2 separate regions of the Homo sapiens genome follow, and region 2 is linked to region 1. A link is an interaction called in ENCODE POLR2A ChIA-PET data of the cell type or tissue named here. Cell type or tissue: GM12878. All regions are shown on one strand. Each heading gives the region's core, and the rest is flanking DNA. Links, peaks and the distances in the headings are about the cores only. Region 1 has its middle 23 kb from the start of USP12-DT. Region 2 has its middle 71 kb from the start of GTF3A.

What was found. Peaks named below come from ENCODE experiments on the same cell type or tissue, not always from the same donor. Only the 100,000 strongest peaks of a DNase experiment are listed, where the experiment ranks them.
Region 2: POLR2A ChIA-PET joins it to region 1 with 5 read pairs; 2 of 35 experiments call an interaction of 5 or more read pairs at or near these places.

Annotation. Positions count from the first base shown.
Region 1 is chr13:27,193,644-27,196,557 of GRCh38, reverse strand. No RefSeq gene overlaps it. Among named protein-coding and RNA genes, the nearest start is that of USP12-DT, 23 kb to the right of the region's middle. RefSeq lists an enhancer at 546-1,745. In GM12878, for the core only: no CTCF peak of the experiment used is centred there; no DNase peak of the experiment used is centred there.
Region 2 is chr13:27,351,813-27,354,726 of GRCh38, reverse strand. No RefSeq gene overlaps it. Among named protein-coding and RNA genes, the nearest start is that of GTF3A, 71 kb to the left of the region's middle. RefSeq lists an enhancer at 1,491-1,560. In GM12878, for the core only: no CTCF peak of the experiment used is centred there; a DNase peak (open chromatin) is centred at 1,346; H3K4me3 peaks cover 866 bases; H3K27ac peaks cover 302 bases.

The DNA of each region.
Region 1 (2,914 bases), core at 219-2,718:
CTATGGGTTTAGTCATATTACTCGTTTCTGCAGTGCACCTATATACAAAACACAAAAGAATCATAGTTAACAGAATGAAGAGGTAAGGACAGTGGCAGAATTGAATAGAAATCAGGGAAGGAGAAGCGAGGTGGGAAGCCCTGTAGATGCCACATGTCCTCATCTTACAGAGTGGCTCTCAGGAGGGCTGAAAAGGGAGAGTGGTTACCCCTGGGGAGTGGGAGAGGAGCAGGCGCTGGGGGAGAGGAGGAAGGAGAGCTCTACTGCAGCCCCTGGCTTCTACAGGCTCCTGGCTTTGGTCTCTAGAGAAGCCAGATTCTCAACTACCACTGCCTGTTTGAGACCCACGGCCCCTGGTCCTAGTTTCTGCCTCATTCAGCTCTCTCTTGTTTCTGGTCCATGTAAATAATTGTCTTGTTTCTGAGCCATGCTATATCTTTTTTGGTTTTCTCTTTGTGTATTAGTTTGACATTGTTGAATGTGTGCAGCAGATGGCATGCATCTTATGGGGCCACCTTGACTGGAAAGCCATTATATTCCTTTTATAATTTAAAAAATGAGATCTTAAAATGCAGAAAGGGCATTCCTTTCTACTGGTAGGATCTCTTCTGCCACATACTGATATTGTTTAGTTATTATTTTCTGTACATCTGCAAAACCAGAGTGTATCTTTCAAATCAATATAGGATCTCTTTTCTGAACTCCAACACATGGTTATTCCATGAGGGAAACTGAGGCACAGAGAAGGAAATCATAGGAGTTCTGGTCGTTCACCCTCCCTCCACCTGTGAATGCCCCTCCCTCCCCGCAAACTCTCAAGCTTTGCTTTAGTGAAGAGCACATTCAAATACCACGGTGGTCAGAGATGCCAATGTATAATCCCCACGTGCTATATGTTTATACCATCTCCTGTATTTTGACAAGCATCCCCTTCAGCACATTTGTCCTTTCAGGTATCTTTAAGTCACTCCTGCTCCCGTTTCCTTCCGTTCAACCCCTAGTGGAGATGACCATACTCCTGGTCATCTTCCTCCTTCTTCTCCTGCTCCTACTCCCTCCTCCTCTGTGCAGAGACCTTTGTATAGCAAGGGATCATTATTTAGTCACCCTCTAGCCATCTCTTTCCCTGGCTGACTCATTCCTTAACAGTGCGTCCTAGGTCTTATTGTTTTGAGCTATTAGTCATCCTGGTGGCTTTTCTTTGAAATCTCCCCAAGTGCCTTCCCTTTCCTTTACGCTGTGGAGGTTGAATGGGACGCACACTCTGCCAAGCATTTCCAGGAGGGCTGAGGACATAATCTAGCTTATGATTCTATAAGACACAATAAGTAAACCATTGACAATTATACCCTAACAAATAAATAAACAAATAAGTCAATCTTGGGGCAGCCTTCCCTGTGTTTGAATATTTTCATTATGTTTCTTGCTCAGAGGCAGTTTGTTATCCACCCAGCTGGGGAATGGAATGCTCCTTTCCTCTCTAATATCCATTCTCTCCTTTGTTTGTGCTAGAACCCCCAGTTATTAGCTAGGCACACGCCCACCCAGAATAAAGACTATTTCCTAGCCTCCTGATTGCTAGACAAGACTATGAGACCAAATTTTGGCCAATGGGATGTTAATGGAAATGTTGGATGTAATAGCTGATAAATATTTTTATTTATTTCTTTATTTTGGAGACAGAATCTTGCTTTTACTGCTCAAGCTGGAGTGCAGTGGTGCCATCAAAGCTCACTGCAGCCTCAACCTCCTGGGATCAAGTGATCCTCCCGCCTCAGCCTCCTGAGTAGCTGGGACCACAGTTGTCAGCCATCATGCCCAACTAATTTTTAAAATTTTCGTAGACACAGAGTCTCCCTACATTGCCCATCCTGGTCTCAGTAACTCCCGGGCTCAATCAGTTCTCCTGCCTCAGCTTCCCAAAGTGCTGGAATTATAGGGGTGAGCCACAAAGGCCAGTCTGTGAAGTGTTTTTAAATGGTAAGGTGTAGGTTCATTTTTGCACCTTCCTCCTCCTCACTGCTTGGAAAAAGGAGATGAGATGGTAGGAGCCAAGCAGACTTCCAGGACCAGGAAGCCGACAGAGCAGGAGGGAGAAAGGAGCCTGAATCCAGGTGATTGTGCAATCTTGGGCTGCCTACTTTCCGGCTTATTTTATGTGTGAGAGAAACTAATTTCTGTATTTCTAAACTGCTGGGGTTTTTGTGTGTATGTGTCTGAGTGTGTGGGCATGGGGTGGGATGGTTATTTGTTTATTTCACGTAGCTAAACCTAATCCTAACTGATTCAATGGCCCTTAGAGAGTGTTTCTATTTTTTGCTTTGTTTTACTTGCACAGGCTATTATAGATTGAAAATGTCTAGCTGGTGGTAATTTACTTTCCTCTGTGTGTGACTAGCTCAGGTATACCAGATGCTTATTCTATACCCGGTACTTTTTATGTCTTGTCTCATTCAATCTTGACATAAACCTATGAAACTATTATTATTTCCATTTTAAATGAGCGTATACCAACACTCAGAGGTTAAGTAACATGTTCGAGGTCACAGAGATGGTAAATAGCAGACCCAGGATTTGCATCTGGGCGGCCTGGCTCCAGAGCCCCCTGTCTTGAGTGCCACACTGTGGAACTCTTTGAAAACTGACTCTATTCCCCAAGAACCTACCGAGAAGGTGTTAATAATAGAACCTCTCTTGAGTCCCTGCTATGTGCAGGTACTGCATTGTACAGAAAGCAGATTCTAGAAAGGCTGCCCAGTCCTGAGTGTAGGGAGAGTGACGTCGGTGAAGTGGCGAAGGGCTTGAATCGTGCTGCAGCCTTGCCTTGTCCCGGGCACCTTTCAGTGCTGCTGGCTTCTGCAGTTCCCTTTTCTCTTCACTGATTTTGAAATGGTGATTGATAGGGGACTTCTAT
Region 2 (2,914 bases), core at 217-2,716, 160 kb before region 1:
TTATTTTCCTTTGGGCAGATGCCCGGTAGTGGGACTGCTGGGTGGAACGGTAGCTCTATTTTTAGTTCTTTGAGCAATTGCCATACTGTTTTCCACAGTGAATGAACTAATTTACGTTCCCACCAGCAGGGTTCCCTTTCTCCACATCTTCACCAACATCTGTTGTTTTTTTACTTTTTAATAATAGCCATTCTGACTGGTGTAAGATGCTCTCTCATTGCATTTTATTCATTTTTATAACTCTAGGGCTGAGCATGGCATCTGACAGACTAAATGCTGCATGAATGTTGAGTCATGAATAGACAGGGGCTGGATGCAGGAAGGAACAAATCAAAGCATGAAGGAATGAATGAATGAATTTCATGGTGACAACTCCGAGGAGAGTGATATGAGGATGTTAGGGAAAAGGAGTGGAGAGCATAAGGGATACTCCTTTTCCCTATCTGCCCATCCTCAAAAAGTTGGAAAGTTCTTTGTGCTGGTTCTTTCTGGTGCCGGGGAGACGGCAGCAGTGAGTGGGCAGAATGCTTGCCTGGCTGTGGGGCGCAGCAGCCTGGAGGGCTGCTCTGAGCAGGACCAAGATCTGCCCATGCACCTTGATTCAACCGGCTCTTTTTATCAACCAGGGTCACAGGGCATGGGAGTCTCCTTCCTCTGGACTACTAATTTTTTTGTTTTAAGAGACAAATAGAAATCCCTCTTTGTACATGATATCCTCTGTGCTTCTTATATAAACCATTACTGAGACACTATGTCACTTTTATGGTTGTGTCTCTGTCTTGTCACACATCTGGACATTCTCTGTCAGTGATCCTGATCTGCATAGACTGAGGCTTTTGTTGTGTGTAACAGACACTGTTTGAGCGTGGGGAAATTGCAGTCAGGTCTGTACTATCTTCTTCTCTGAATAAGCAGAAAACAAAGGAGAAGAAAACTCCAGAATTGGATGTGGCCTTTACTAGCACAAACCCCTACTTGTTTCGCTGAATTGTTCCCCCGATTATCTAGCTTTAAAGTCTCCCCCTTTAGGAGAGACCAGACAGCAGAGGGGTCAAGTACTGCTATCCCTGCTCTGCTAATCATTGGCTGTGTGGCCTTGGGCAAGTTACTGAATCTGTCTGAGCTTCAGCCTTCGAATCTGTCAGATGAGGTACTTTTAGTAGCTACACAAAGACAGTGCATAAAGCGCTTAGCAGAGTGCTTCACAGCGCTCAGAGCCAGAGCTGTTCTTACCTCGTTTCTGAACCACCCTTTCTGGTGCCTGCGTCTGAACATTTGGTCTCTGTTCCACAGCTGAGATGAGGCTATCCTGGGTGCTGCAGACTAATGACTGAAAAGAACTGTGCCTTACAAAATCTCGGTCACCTCAGAACGAAACTGCTTATGCGGAACACAATGAGATCTTTAAGCAGACCTGCAAAGCAGTTTCTCTTTTAGTATAATCAAACGTGAGTCATGGTGTTTGAGATTCTCTTGCAGTGACTCCAGCTTTCCTCCCTCCAGCTGAAGGCCCCTCTAAGGGCACGAAAGACCTCTCTGCTGGGGTGGTGCCTCCCAAATCCACATCTTCCCATGAGAGACATCTCGTTCACCCCAGTCCTCCTAAATCCCACAAACCTGATGTGGGGTTTCAGGCAGCACCATATGAAGAAGAGTGGCGCCCGGTCCCAGATGCACACACAGCACCCCCAGACACATACAGCACCCCAGACGCACACACAGCACCCCCAGACACACACAGCACCCCAGACACACACACACAGCACCCCCAGACGCACACACAGCACCCCCAGACGCACACACAGCACGCCACTGGCTCGGGTGCATCGAGAACACTTGAGGCCTGAGGACTCTCCGTAAATATTTATTGAATGCATTGCACTGCAGGCACAGTCCTTGACTATAGCCCTCTCTGGAAAAATAGTAACGATTTCCCCAAACACTAAGTCCAAACACTAAATCAGCTTGTGTTTATCCTCCGTATTATTTTTTTTGTAAACCAAGACATGCTATGGTTTCCCTTTATGGCAGCTAAGGCTCAGCAATCCCATTACTTTGGATTTATTCCATTTGGCATAATCTTTTAAATTGGATTTTTGCCTCTTTGCCTCCTGATAACTCAGCCAAGCGTCAATTTTATTGCTTCTGTTTGTAATACCTGAAGCCTTGAGCTTATTACTCAACTCATTCCTTTGCCTCCCTGTTTCTATGCACAGGAGGAACCTGGCGCAGGCTTTTCCAGGCCTGAGAGTTGAAAGCTCTGTCTTGCTTTCTTTACTACAACGTTCTCTCCTTTGACTGAGACTTTGCCCAAAGGATGCAATGCCAGGGCAATGCCACAGCATCTGCTTTCACAAAACAAATGTCATGGACTGGGCAAGGCTGGGTTTCTGTTCCAGGGCGTGACCTCCATGGGTATGGCTGCCTCCATCACGGAGAGGCAGCCTGTGCGTGAGGCTCAGCTCCCCGCTCACCAGCCTTGCGACCAGGGCAAGCAACCCGAGCTTCTCAGACTTCAGTTCCTCATAGCAAATTGAGGGTGACAAAGGGCACCTACCTTGCAAGGTGGTTTTACAAATTAGAGATAATTGCCAGGCACAGTGGCTCATGCCTATAATTCCAACACTTTGGGAGGCCAAGGCAGGATGATCACTTGAGGTCAGGAGTTTGAGACCAGCCTGGGCAACATAGAGAGACCCTGTATCTACAAAAACTATAAAAAATTAGCCCTACATGGTGGCTTTTGCCCCTAGTCCCAGCTACTTCGGAGGCTGAGGTGGGAGGATTGATTGAGCCCAGGAGGTGGGGGCTGAAATGAGTTCAATGAGTTGTGGTTATGCCACTGCACTCTAGCCTGGGAGAGACAGAGCAATACCCTGTCTCAAAAAAAAAAGAAAGAGAAGGAGGGAAGGAA